2 separate regions of the Homo sapiens genome follow, and region 1 is linked to region 2. Evidence: chromatin contacts called from ENCODE Hi-C or POLR2A ChIA-PET data. All regions are on one chromosome and are shown on one strand. The core of a region is the stretch at or near the end of the contact, and the rest is flanking DNA. Distances in the headings are between cores, read along the strand shown.

Evidence for each region. A loop is a pair of places that touch in the nucleus more often than their neighbours do. ChIA-PET counts read pairs that join two places held with the same protein, here RNA polymerase II (POLR2A). Pooled maps may share reads with other maps.
Region 1: a pooled map shows a loop between it and region 2 (5-fold over the local background). The contact joins two enhancer-like sites. A Hi-C loop is called at or near these places in 1 of 168 maps with a recorded cell type or tissue (OCI-LY7), 1 of 37 single-sample maps with no recorded cell type and 8 of 50 pooled maps. POLR2A ChIA-PET finds 5 or more read pairs at or near these places in 7 of 52 experiments (CD4-positive, alpha-beta T cell, CD4-positive, alpha-beta memory T cell, K562 and 4 more).

What each region holds. Positions count from the first base shown.
Region 1 is chr12:111,055,188-111,061,396 of GRCh38, forward strand. The region is part of intron 1 of CUX2 (cut like homeobox 2); the gene reads left to right. Among named protein-coding and RNA genes, the nearest start is that of CUX2, 24 kb to the left of the region's middle. RefSeq lists enhancers at 2,406-3,261, 5,371-5,873. Within about 2 kb of position 1,949, at least 9 of the 41 ENCODE cell types and tissues checked have a DNase peak (open chromatin) inside an H3K27ac peak, as active enhancers do; they include OCI-LY7, where a contact is called at or near this core.
Region 2 is chr12:111,088,606-111,095,172 of GRCh38, forward strand. The region is part of intron 1 of CUX2 (cut like homeobox 2); the gene reads left to right. Among named protein-coding and RNA genes, the nearest start is that of CUX2, 58 kb to the left of the region's middle. Within about 2 kb of position 5,011, at least 2 of the 41 ENCODE cell types and tissues checked have a DNase peak (open chromatin) inside an H3K27ac peak, as active enhancers do; they include OCI-LY7, where a contact is called at or near this core.

The DNA of each region.
Region 1 (6,209 bases), core at 699-3,198, 36 kb before region 2:
TGTGATGATGGGTGGCTCTTGGTGGACCATGTTGTCTGGCAGGAGTCGGGGCCTGGGCCCAAATTACTGGGACAAGCATCAGGGATGTCAGAGTCCCAGAGGCCACCGTCAGAGCTGGTCACCATAGCAGCATACACTGGGGGACTAGGCCAATTTCCTGTCCTTCCTATCCTGGGGTAGCTGGACCCTGGGACCCTCGGGCCAGCAGCCTGGAAGTCGCAATGAGGCGGCCCCGGCCCTCGGAGGATATCCTCTTCAGCCTCTGCAAGCAAGGGGGTTGGTCCCACGGCCCTTGGCCTACTTTGTGAAATTCATCTCTGGAAAAAAATTATTCTCTGAGCAGAGCAGAGCATCTTGGCATATCACAGTGGGTGAGGCCTGCTGAGGCCGTCTGCCTCCCTGGAGGGGGCGAGGAGAGAAACCAAGGCCCAGCTCCTGCCTCCCGCCTGGCCCCCAAGGTGGGGCACCTGAGGAAGGCAGCCCCCCTTCCCCCAGCCCCCGGAGCTTGCCCGACTGCCCCAGCGGTCCCATCGGCGCACGTTTCCTGTCCCCTGCCCAGGATGGCACCCCTAGAAGGTTGGGGCTGGCCCAGCCTCCCTACAGGTAAGTAGGCTTGAGCCAGAGGATAATTTGTTTCTGTGGGATGTATTGATGAGCTGCCCTAATTAGGCACCTTGCTAATGAGAATCAAACCACTTCGCTGGGAGTCGGGCTGATCGCAGCCTAGCTCTGCCGTGAAGCAGCCATGGTCCTGAGCAGGCCACTTAGCTGCGTGGCTCTCAGTGTTATCTTCTGTAACATGGGGCTTCCTGCGTTCTTTCCCCTCCATAGCTAGATTGTTTGCTATGCCCCTGGAGACCTCGGGGGCTGTTGAGATCCGAGGCAAAAGGCGGAGGCCAATTGTGGCTTTCTTTGGGTGTTCTTGTCACTGGTGGACAGATCCATGGATGCGTTTCTCATGCCGGCCTCTTGGATGGATCTGTCAGGGAAGGAGGATGCTAGAGACGAGGACTGTTCTTAACATGTGTGACTGCATGTGTCTCTGTAAACGCAGCAGTCATTTGTTGCTGGGTAGCAAGCCACCCCAAACTTAGTGGACAGAAACAACTCTTGTATACCTGATTCTGTGGGCTGGAATTAGGACGGAGCCCAGTTGGTTCAGCTTGTCCCCACTCCATGATAGCTGTGGCTTCATCTGGGCAGATTCAACATTTGCGGGTAATTTGACAACTCCCACATCTGGCAATTGATGCTGGCTGTTGGCTGGAACCTCAGCTACCTGTGGGAACCCCAGTTTATGGCCTCTCTGCAGGGTCTCTCTGTGTGTTCTCCTTTGGGCTTCCTCACAGCATGGTGGCTGGGTTCCGAGAGGCAACATCCTGAGAGAGCCAGGTGGAAGTGCAGGTGTTTTCATGCTCTTGCCTTGCAAGTTGCTAGTATCACTTCCATCTACTCTGCTGATTGGGGCAGTAACAAAGGTGGGCCCAGGTTCAAAGGGAGGAGGACGTAGATCCCACCACTGGGTGGAAGGAGTGTCAAGGTCACCTTGCAGGAAGCCTTGGTGGCGAGGGATATTATGGCAGCCATCTTTAGAAAAGACAGTTGGCTACAGTGAGGGCGATGGTGGTGGTGATTCAGGTGACTCAGGCTGGTTGTGACAGGCTGTAAAGGGAGCCAGTGCGGCAGGAAGTGGCTGAGCAGGAGAGTAGATGTGACAGGAGGTTGTGTGAGGTGAGTTGGTGTGACAGGAAGTAGCCAAGTAGGGAGTGGGTGTGACAGGAGGATGTGTGGGGGACAGAGTGTAACAAGCGGTGGCCAAGCTGGAATGGTTGTGACAAGAGGTTGTGTGAGGGAATTCAGTGTGACAGGAGATTGTGTGGGGGAGTGTGACAGGAAGTGGCCAAGTAGGGAGTGAGTGTGACAGAAAATGGCCAAGCTGCAATGGTTGTGACGGGAGGTTGTGTGACGAGAGTGAGTATGACAGGAAATGGCCTGAGCTGCAGTGGGTGTGATAGGAAGTGGCCCAGTAGCAAGTAAGTGTGACAAGAAATTGTGTGGGGGAGTCAGTATGACAGGAAGTTACCAAGCTGGAGTGGATGTTACAGGAAGCTGTGTGAGGGCAATGGGTGTGGCAGGAGATTATGTGAGGGAAGTTAGTGGGACAGAGACGGCTATGTGAGTGGAGTGGAGTGGGTGTGACAGGAAGTGGCCACTGGAGATCTGGCTTTGTCTGCCATGATGGAAGTGGGCCTGCCAGTGACAGGGCCCTAGATGCTGACAGCACCACCTTTCCTTGCTTTCCAAGCTGCCCTCTTGAGGGCCTCAGGGTGACCAGGCCGATTCCAACGTGGGGACCCAGACCTCCTTACACGGGCCCCATCTTTCTCCCTGCCCTAGCCTCCACCATCTTCCTGTCTTCCTGTGGGCCCCTCGCTCCCCACTTCTGCCAGCAGCCTCCCCTTCTGCCAGAAAGAGTGACTCCCACCTCAACAGCCTGGAAGCACTCCAACTACCGTACTTTTCTTCAAATAAAAGCAGCTAATTAACATTATTCTTTAATTATTGCCTTTATCAACAAGGGGTCTGATTTCTACCAGCAGGATAGTTGCTTTCCCTTAAACTACCCAAGTGAATGCTTCAGTTCCTGGTGCTTTTGAAATGAATTTGATGTCATCTGCCCAGAGTCACTTAATGGGGACGCCTGGGTAATGACTGAACGCGCTAACTCCGTTAGCAGCCCTGGAAGCATGTAATTTGGCCCCTCAGGCAACAGCACTTTTGAAATCTCTGGATAGTTTTGAACTCTCTGTTCTTAATTAAATATGCAATTTTTCACGGTAACCAGGTTAATTCTTTTGTGTTGTGTTGTAATACTGTTAGGAATTTTCATAGTTCTTATTAAACATTATTCAGGCATTGTGAATTCCATAATTAAAAAAAATGAAAAGAACAAAGCTTGATTCACTCCTTTCTTTTCCCTGGCTAATTTATCAAATGAATTTTGCAAATTTTTCTTTCTGTCCCCAGACAGTGTGGCAAGTGTTTTAAAGGGGAAGGATTTAATTGCCCTGTAGGGATTGGCTGGTTATGAAGGATTTGGCTGTTTGATTAGTAAACCCAGTTGGGAATGGTCTAATGCTCCATGATCTTAAAAATTGTCTGATTGTACCCTCTCCAAGGAGGCCTCTCTCTTCGTTATGTAGAGCATCAACTTCACACAAGTGTGATTATTAGGTAGTGAGGAAAGGGAAGAGAGAAAGATCTGACTTTACTTTAAATTGGGGATCTTGGGAGATTTTTACCTCCATTTCCCTGGCTGGGGAGGAAGGGAGAACACTGAAGAGACACAGAGAGAGAGAGACAGAGAGAGAGAGAGAGAGACAGACAGACAGAGAGAGAGACAGAGAGGGAGCAATTCTCTCATCTCAGATACAGGAGAAGCTGGAGGGTGGCTGAAAGGGTGGGGCCCAAGGAGACGTTTTAGTGCACCCTTGCAGATAGTGGTGTTACAGGAAGGGGGTCCCGAGCGAGACCCCAAGATCTCACGCAAGAAAGAATTCAGGGAGAGACCGCAGTGCAAAGTAAAAGCAAGTTTATTAAGAAAGTAAAATGGTGAAAGAACAGCTACTCCATAGACAGAGTAGGACATTCCTGAAAATAAGAGGAGGAACACATCCACCCTAGGTACAATACTCATATATATGGGGAGATATGCTCTGTGACAAGGGTTTGTGATAAAGGATTAATTTTCTTAATTACTATATTTTGCAATAATCAATATTGTTATCTTTAAAGCAAAATTAGGAATCCCTTTGTTCTCCAAATATTGGGATATCTGGACACTCCCAAGTCTGGGTGTGTTTAGTAAACATTATTAATTTGTTCCCTTAACCGTAAACATCTAGAGGCTCGGAATGCTGAACTTTCTGAGGATGCAGCCCAGCAGGTACCAGCCTCATTTTCCAGCCCTCACTCAAAATGGAGTCGCTCTGGTTCAAATGTCTCTGACAGTGGCACCTGCCACACTGGTCAGCTGGAGGGGGCCCCTCTTTGCAGGGCTTCTCGGGGAGGTGGGAGGGGAGGAGGGCTACATTTCCATTCTGGAATTGGGCCCAGTCTCTGAAAAAATGTGCAGACTCCACACGGAGCAAACTGGGTAGAAATAACCATATCGCCCAAATGTTCTTGATAAGGCTAGGTGCCCCTGGCCCCAGCGAGGGGCTTCTTGGCAGAGATAGCCAGGCCAACTCCCAGTGAGGGGAGCAGGACTACTGCCTGATTCCTGGACCATTTTGTTTTCTATGAGGGCCCCATTGATGCCTCAGTTTCCCTCACCTTCCAAATGGGGCACGTGACTCTTCTGACTTTCCTAGGTCCCCCCACCCAGGGTCAGCTTTCTGTATCCTAGAGGTGGGGAGGTGGGAGATGAAGTGGGGGCAGGGTGGCAGGAGCCAGATCACCTTGAGGGCTATGGTGAGGAGGTGGGATTGTTTTCTAAAGATAGAGCCCCTTAGATATAGGAGGAGGGGAGGGTGATGTGGAAGGGGTGCTACCAAGGAGAAGGTGGTCGTGGGGGGTCCTCAGTCCTGGCTGGGATGCCGAGGGTGGGGGCAGTGAGGGAGGTGTTGGGGAGAGCATGGGCCCCTTTCTCCCCAGCTTACCCCTACCAGACTTAAGCCTGACTTCTGGGGAAGCCCCCTTCCCTGCCCCCGACCTTGGGATCCTGACTCACATGGTCTTTCCAGCAGGTCCAGGGCTCCATTTAGAATCACTCCCGGGAAATCATGGCAGGGAGGTGGCAGTGACTTCTGTTAGGTCTTGTGGCAGTGTCCTTTGTTGATTCTCTTGGTTAAAACCAAGAGTTTTGGACCCTGAACTCTGCTGTGAGAGATCTTTATTGAAACCGAATCATGACCCCACACCCTCTCCCCAACTGAAAAGCTTTCAGTGGCTCCCTATTGTTTATGGGACAAAGTCCAAACTTCTACCTTATGAGGCTGGTCGTGAGCACCTCCCCTCACCCTCATCCAATCCCACCATGTCATCTCTTATAAACTTCCTCGTCCCCAAATCCCCCAGCCAGGGTTAAATTATTACCCAGCCCTCAAATGCCTTACGCTGTCTTACATCCAGACTTGGCATATCCTGGTCTCCCTGCCTGGAACTCCCTTTTTAAAATCACCGTACAAACAGACACACTTCTCTCATCTTTCGTGTCTGATCTGGGAGGCTCTCCTGAACCTCCTGGCTGGATTAGGGGGCTCCCCCATAATAATGCACATCATAATTGATTGGAGTTCCTTGGCTAGTCTTTTTAAGACCCATGAGGGCAGCATTTGTATCTGTCTTCTTGACTCTTGTCACAAGCACAGAGTTTGGCACATATTAGAGGCTCAATAAATGCCCATGGATGGGCCAGAGTTTTGGGAAGCAGGGATCTCACTCCTGAACTTGCTGGAACCCAGTAGGAAGCAGGGGTTCTATCTGGTTTGCGGATACTGAGACGAGCAAATTCCCTTTCCCTCAGGCCCAGCCCGGCCCAGCCTGTAGCTCTGGAAGGTTCTGTTGGAGCTGACAGCCTCTGGGAAGTGAGGACTAGACAAAGTCCCTTCTCTAAGGGCCAAGGAAAAAGTTAGGCCATGGTGGTCACCCTCGGGAAGCAGAAACGGAAGCCTTAGCCCCCTCTTCCTTCTACCCTCTTGTCAGCTTCATCCTCTGGAAGGCCAAGTGCCAGGGACAAAGATGAAGGGATGTGACACAGTTATCGTCCCTCCAGGAGGGGCGTGAGGCCTTCAGAAAGGAAGCAGTGACACCTGCCACCTCCCAGCCTTGGGATGCCAGGACCTCCAGCTGGCCCTGCTGCCCCCTCCCCCGCTTCCTTGGGGCTGTTCATGGGAGGCCTCCCCTCATGGCTGTGGCCCTGCAGAGGCCAGCCGCTGATCAGTGAGTCTCTGCAGGCCCAAGCTGTCCCCAGATGTGTGCATGCATATGCACACACACACACACACACACACACACACACACACACAGCAAGGAGGATGCCTGGCTTTCTGAGCTACAACCCAGGACCCATGCACACCACAGTCCATGGCATCCTTTGCTCTCCTTTCTTCCTATTTTTATTCCTGTTTGAGTCACTATGGGACAATGAGGAGAGCCACTGAGGAAAGCTTTTCGGGATGGGGGAGGAGGAGGGAAGCATGGGCTGT
Region 2 (6,567 bases), core at 3,761-6,260:
GGAGTAGATGGAGATGATGTCACCATTTTTCAGAGAAGGAAAAGGCTCAGAGAGCTTAAGGGACTTGTCTGAAGACAGACAGCTGGCAAATGGTAGAGACAGGACGCAGACCTGGGAGTGTCAGGCCCTGAGCCCTTAGTTCTTTCCTCTAGACGTGCAACTCTGAGCGCCTCAGGTTTGGACAATGAGCTGAGCTATGAAGCTCACCTGTCGTGCATGGACATGAGATGTCCGACCGGGCAGCTGGGTGCCATGGTACCCCCGTCTGACGAGGCTGACAGCTCTGCAGTGGGGAGAGGCGGTGGAGAGTCATCTTGGGTTTCCCACCTGCCTGCTCCTGAGTGAGCTGCTGACCCCTCAGGAGTTACGACCCCCTCCCCACTCCACTAGGTTTGCCTTATCCAGGGGCGGTGGTGTGCAGTGTTGGGTGGTATTATGACATTTTACAGGTGAGGAGACTGAGGCACGGGGCGAAGGGACCTGCAGGATATTCCAAGTGGAGATGCAGTTCTCCCTAGCTCCAGCATCCTGTGGTAATGATCACGGTCAGTTTGCTTTGTCCTGTGCAGTTCCTGTTCTCAGAGCATCTTCTGCCCTGTGACAGTGATCAAGGGCACAGGCCCTGGAGGCCAAGTCCAGCAGCGCTGGGATTGAGTCTTGGCTCTGTAGATCACCAAACTGTGGCCTTAAGCAACTGATTTCTCTTCAAGCCTCAGTTTCCCCATCTGAGAAATGGGGGGAGTAATGGGGATTAAATAGAAAATATGTTTGATAACACACTGTAGGGGACAAAAAATGCTAGCAGCATCTGAAGCCTGTAATTTGGAACCCTGGTCTGTCTGCTCTGAGGCCCAGGGCTCTGAGCTGAGAGGAGCAAAGCCTCCACCTGAATTATCCACCCTGATGTTACCCCTCCAGGCCCTACAGTGCTCTCCTGGACCCAAGTTCTGCTAGGCTGTTGGTTTTCTGAGCAGGGCAGTATGTGTTGCAACAGCGGCCATCCAGAGGGCCTGGAAAGCCCTCTGCAGGAGGCAGCATCGAAGCTGAGAGCTGAAAGATGGCTGGGCATTCCTAGGTTAATGGGAGGAAGTAGAGGGAAAGGCATTCCAGAGAGAGGGAACAGCAAGTACAAAGGCTCAGAGGTCAGAGAGTGCAGGTGCTTTTGGGGAACTGTAACCAGAGCATTCATGCTTGAGCATTAAGCAGGCAAAAAGCAGAACCTAGTCACTGTGGCCCTAGGTCTCCTCTTCAGTTAAAACATCACAAAGCAGGCTGGTGGCCTTTCAGGGGGCTCATGGGCAGATAAGGAGTTTGGACTACATTTTGAGGGTGATGGGAGCCATGGAGGTTTTGGGGCAGAGGAGTGATGCAGGTGGGCTTAATGTGAGGAAGGTGCCTCTGGCCATCATGTGCAGTGGAGGGGAGCAGAGGTGAGCTCCAAGTGGAGGCAGGGAGGCCAGGGAGGAGGCAGCTGCAGCATCTTGATGAGTGATCTGATCCCCGGTCCTGGAGCAGAGTTGTGGGAATGGGCTTGGATAGGAGTGACCAGCTAGGGACATTTGTCAGTGCTGAATTGACAGAGCTCTCCGTGGGGCCAGATGAGGGAGCATCTCAGGTGAGCGAGGTTTCTGTCTTGGGTTCTGGGCTGGCCCGAAAGGGGCAATCCCTTTACCTCTTTTTTGTTTTGAAATGGAGTCTCTCGCTCTGGAGTGCAGTGGCATGATCTCGGTTCACTGCAACCTCCGCCTCCTGGGTTCAAGCGATTCTCCTGCCTCAGCCTCCTGAGTAGCTGGGATTACAGGCAGGCGCCACCACACCTGGCTAATTTTTTGTATTTTTAGTAGAGATGGGGTTTCACCATGTTGGCCAGGCTGATCTCAACCTCCTGGCCTCAAGTGATCCACCTGCCTCAGCCTCCCAAAATGTTGAGATTACAGGTGTGAGCCACTGCGCCCGGCCTGCGATCCCTTTACTACACTATTCTTTGGTCTCTGTAAAACAGAGGTGATTTCCACCTCCCCATCTCTCGGCATCCTTTTTCTGGGTGAGGGTCAAATGATATCCTCCCTGAGCCCACACCTTGCAGTGAACTGCAAAAAATCCCAAACCTCACCAAGAGGCCCCTCATGTTAGAGATACAAGCTCCATCATTTTGTCCGGTGGTTTTTCAAATGTGCCACCAACCCATCAGCTGAACAGAGATGCTACTTCTCACTCTCTCTGTTTTTTTTTTAATTGTAAAAACCAGTTTGAGGTCTCCTTCTCATCTCAGGAGAGGCACTGAGAAACAATGCCATCACCAAACAGCAGGTTCTAAGCAAGCACAAGCCAGCATTGATGGAGCACCTACTGTGTGCCGAGGCTCCCTGTGTGCTTCTCCTTGATCTTCTGGGTTAAGGCCACGGGGGAGTGAAATCTGACAGAGTGAGTCTGTGCCCGGCTGCGCCGTGTCCTCACTACATGGGACCTTGAGCCAGGAATTCAGTCACTCTCAGCCTCAGTTTGCACATCCGTGTGCACATCCATGTAAGGGGTCACTCACTGGACTCACCCAAAAGGTGGCTGAAGGAGTCAGTGTTCCCACTCCAGCCAGGGCCAGGTGAGCGGGCACCATGGACTGGATAAAAGACAGTCTTGGACTTGGCCCCAGGAGGTTGGCCTCATTGTTCCTGTTTGCGGAGGGAAGTCAGATCCGCAGCCCCAAAGCTGCCAGGGTGTATTTCCCGACTCAGCCGTGCCCTTTTCACAAAGGCCCGGAGGAGACACAGCTGGGGTTGCTGCTGGCGGAGGTCAAGTGCAACCGGGCAGCGTTCACTCCTCCCTGTACAGACCCCTAAGAACAGAGATCAGGCCATCGAGGGGTGCAGGATTGGGCCACCTCATCCCAGTTGCCCAACTGATGGGGCCCACTTCAGTTTTTCACCCCACCCAGCCTGGAACCTTCCCAAAGCCCAGATAATTGTCACCTGGGGTTCTGTGCACTTTTTATAGAAGAACGCTGTGTTCCTTTCTGAGGACACTTGTAACAAATTACCACCAACTAAAGGGGACTTAAAATAGTAGAAGTTTGTCCTCTCGTGGTTCTGGAGGCCAGAAGTCCAAGATCAAGGTGTCTGCAGGGCTGTGCTCCCTCTCCAGACTCCAGGGGAGGGTCCTTCCTCACCTCCCCCAGCTTCTGGTGGCTGCCGGCCCTGCCTGGTATTCCCTGGCTTGTGGCCGCATCACTAGGATCTTGCCTCCATCACCACATGACTGTCTTATCTTTGCACCTGTCTCTTCTTATAAGGACAAGGGTCGCTAGATTTAGGGCCCACCCTAATCCGATATGCTCTCATCTTAACATAACTGATTAAATCCACCCGCCTTGGCCTCCCAAAGTGCTGGGACTGCAGGCATGAGCCACTGCACCCAGCCAAGCTCTAACAGATTTAAGTTTCTTTCTGACCTTATCTTATTTCCAAATAAGGTCACATTCTGAGGTTCAAGATGATGTGAATTTTAGGGTACCACAATTCAACCCAATACCAGCATCTTTAGAAAACGTTGAGAGCAAGGGTGTCCTTTTCACCCTGACCTTTGTTAGGAGTTTTGTGGTGAAGAAGAGAGAGGGTGTGCGAATGTCTCCCCCATCCGCAGGCAGGAAGAAGGGCTCCAGCTGTTAGTCCCAGATGTGTCTCTGAATGAAACACTGAGACTTGAAGTCTTGGCTGCAAACAGGGGGCTGTGTGGTCAGGCAGGAGGAGCAGAGTCTTCTGAGCAGGCTGAGCTGAGGTCTAGGCTATTGGCCTTTCCTCACAGCTTGCCTTTCCCAGACCCTCAATTTTCATCTCTGTAAATTGGGCATAATAATAGTACCTTCCCAATGCGGCTGTTGGGAAGACATCACTGTGGGTTTTAATGCTAGACACTGACTAGTCCAAGGTCTCATTTGGACAAAGAATCTGGGACTGGGAGAGGAGCCGTAAGCAAAAGTGACAGGCCTGGAATCAGGGCTGGATCTGCTGCCTCCAAGAACAGTGTTCCTTTCTCACATCCAGCCCTGGTCCTGCCAGCGATTGGCTAGGAGGGTCTAAGACCTTTAATAATAAAGCTGGCAAATAGGAATGGCAGAGGCTAATCTTTGCAGTGACCCTCTGAGGAAGGGACAGCTGTAGTAATCCATATTTATTTTCCTGATAAGGAAACCAAAGCTCTGGCAGATTTTTTTTTTTTTTTTTTTTTTTTTTTAAGAAAAGTTCTCACTATGTTGCCCAGGCTGGAGTGCAGTGGCCCGATCATGGCTTACTACAGCCTCTGCCTCCCAGGCTCAAATGATCCTCCCCACCTCATCCTCCCGAGTAGCTGGAACCACAGGTACATGCCAACAAGCTCAGCTAATTTTTGTATTTTTTGTAGAGACAAGTTTTTGCCATATTGCCCAGGCTGGTCTCGAATTCCTGGGCTCAAGAGATCCACCTGCCTTGGCCTCCCAAAGTGCTGGGACTGCAAGCATGAGCCACTGCACCAGGCCAGGCCCAACAGATTTAAGTTTCCTGCCCAAGGCCATGCAGTTGGAACGTAGTGGAGCTGAGATGCAAATGCAGGTACATCCACCTCTATGTCTCACTTCCTCTGGCTCCCCTGTACCTCAGTTTCCCTATCTGGAAAATGACACCTGTTTCAGGTTCCCAGCTTAGATGACCCCGACTCCAGTAGAACTGTGCTGTTACATAAACTCTGGCTCGCCCAGGAGGGTGTCCTAGCTTTTGCATCTCCTGCCCCTCACACCACGGCGACTTGAGATTTTTACACAGACGAGAACTGTGTGTGGGGCGGTGAGCAAGTAAGTGCGTGTTTGCAACAAATATTTTATAATAGACAAGCCTCGTCTGCCACTTCTAAAAGTAGTGAAAAAAAAAAACCCACTTTGAGAAAGTAAAAATAACCCAACGCCTGAGTCACTGAAGTCACTGAACTCAGCTGGAACCGGCAGCTCCAAGCTGAACTGACTGCTTCAGCTCACCCAGGGCAGCAGGGCTGGGGCCAGAAATTTGACGGGGGGGCGATGAACACCTGAGCTTTTAGGGGGAAGTCCCAGTGGTTAGTTTGTGGGTGAAGCGCCTGTCGCTCTTCCTTTTATTTTAAGCTGCAGGATGAAATGGCTCCCTGAAACCCTCTATCTTCTTTTTCTTTTAAAAGTGACTTGACAATTGATAATTTTGCCCTGGCGATGGACACCTTAGAGCTTTTATTTCTTGGAGGCCAAACATTGATGTTGTGTGAAATGGGAGCTTGGCGGAGCCTTTGTGCGGATCTCAAGCTTCCTGAAAAATTTATTTACTGTGACTGTGATCCGCAGGAGCCAATTGATGTTTATCTATAGTCGTTCGCGCCAGCAAGGAGGGGAAAAATGCATAACTGCACTTTCTTCAGAAGCCTTGCGAGGCTGTTTAAATAAGTATCTAATAGTGAACTTTCAATAGCAGACAGGCAATTTGACGGACAGGGGACAGTGTATTATTAACCATAAGCAGGCTTAATCTTTCCCCCACATTTTAGAGGAAGCTTTATAACCTTCTGGCAGAGGAATTCCTGAAAACGAGGTATTTGAAGCTAAGCAAAAATTATCCTGGCCATTCCCGTGGCAGAATCGATCACTCCAAGAGCCGCATGAAGGAGGGGAACAGGCTGCGGCTGGGCCCGGTGTGAGCAGCCCTGGCCACCTCATTGTGGCGGAAGGGCCCGAGAAGTGGACGGGGACCGGGAGCGGGCAGAGGGAGGCAAGGGTCATGCTGGAAGCCTGGTTTTCCTGCCAGGTAAGTAACTTCTGCTGTTAACTGAGCTTGGGGACTGGGGTCAGAGACCTGTGTCTTCCCCCTGTGCCCCGGTTGCAACAGCACCTAGCTTTTGGCAGCATCCACCTTTTTTCTTTGAGACAGGGTCTTGCTCGGTTGCCCAGGCTAAGAGCAGTGGTGCAGTCCCAGCTCACTGCAGACTCAACCCCTTAGGCTCAAGGCATCCTCCCACCTCAACCTCCCCAGTATCTGGGACTACAGGCGTGTGCCACCATGTCTGGCTAATTTTTCTGGGCTGGGGGGAGATGGAGGTCTCACTGTTTGCCCAGGCTGGTCTCCTACTTCTGGGTTCAAGTGATCTTTCCATCTCAGCCTCCCAAACTGCTGAGATGACAGGCATGAGCCACTGCAGCTGGTGCATCCACCTTTTAAGCAATAGAAGTGATTTATGTGATACTGTTCAATGCATGTCTGTCTTGCTCATTGTGCCGGAAGTTTTGTGCAGCCTGGAGGCTGTCTTATTTAACCAGGGAGGCTCTCTTGATCTCTGGACGAAGGTAGACTGGCTTAGTTACAGAATTGTCCCCTGGCCCCCTACCTGGCTGTCATCACCTTGGGAGTAATGCAGCCTTCAGTGTCTGTCTCCTCCTATTTAGAGGGTCAGCCGCAAGCACCCAGGGACTTCACCTCAGTCTGCCCAGCACCAGATACCCCATAGCATCTCTTATGCTGTTTATTGAATGACTAGCCATGTGTTTTCCTGGGGTGGGAACAGCTGTGGTTAAGAGCATGA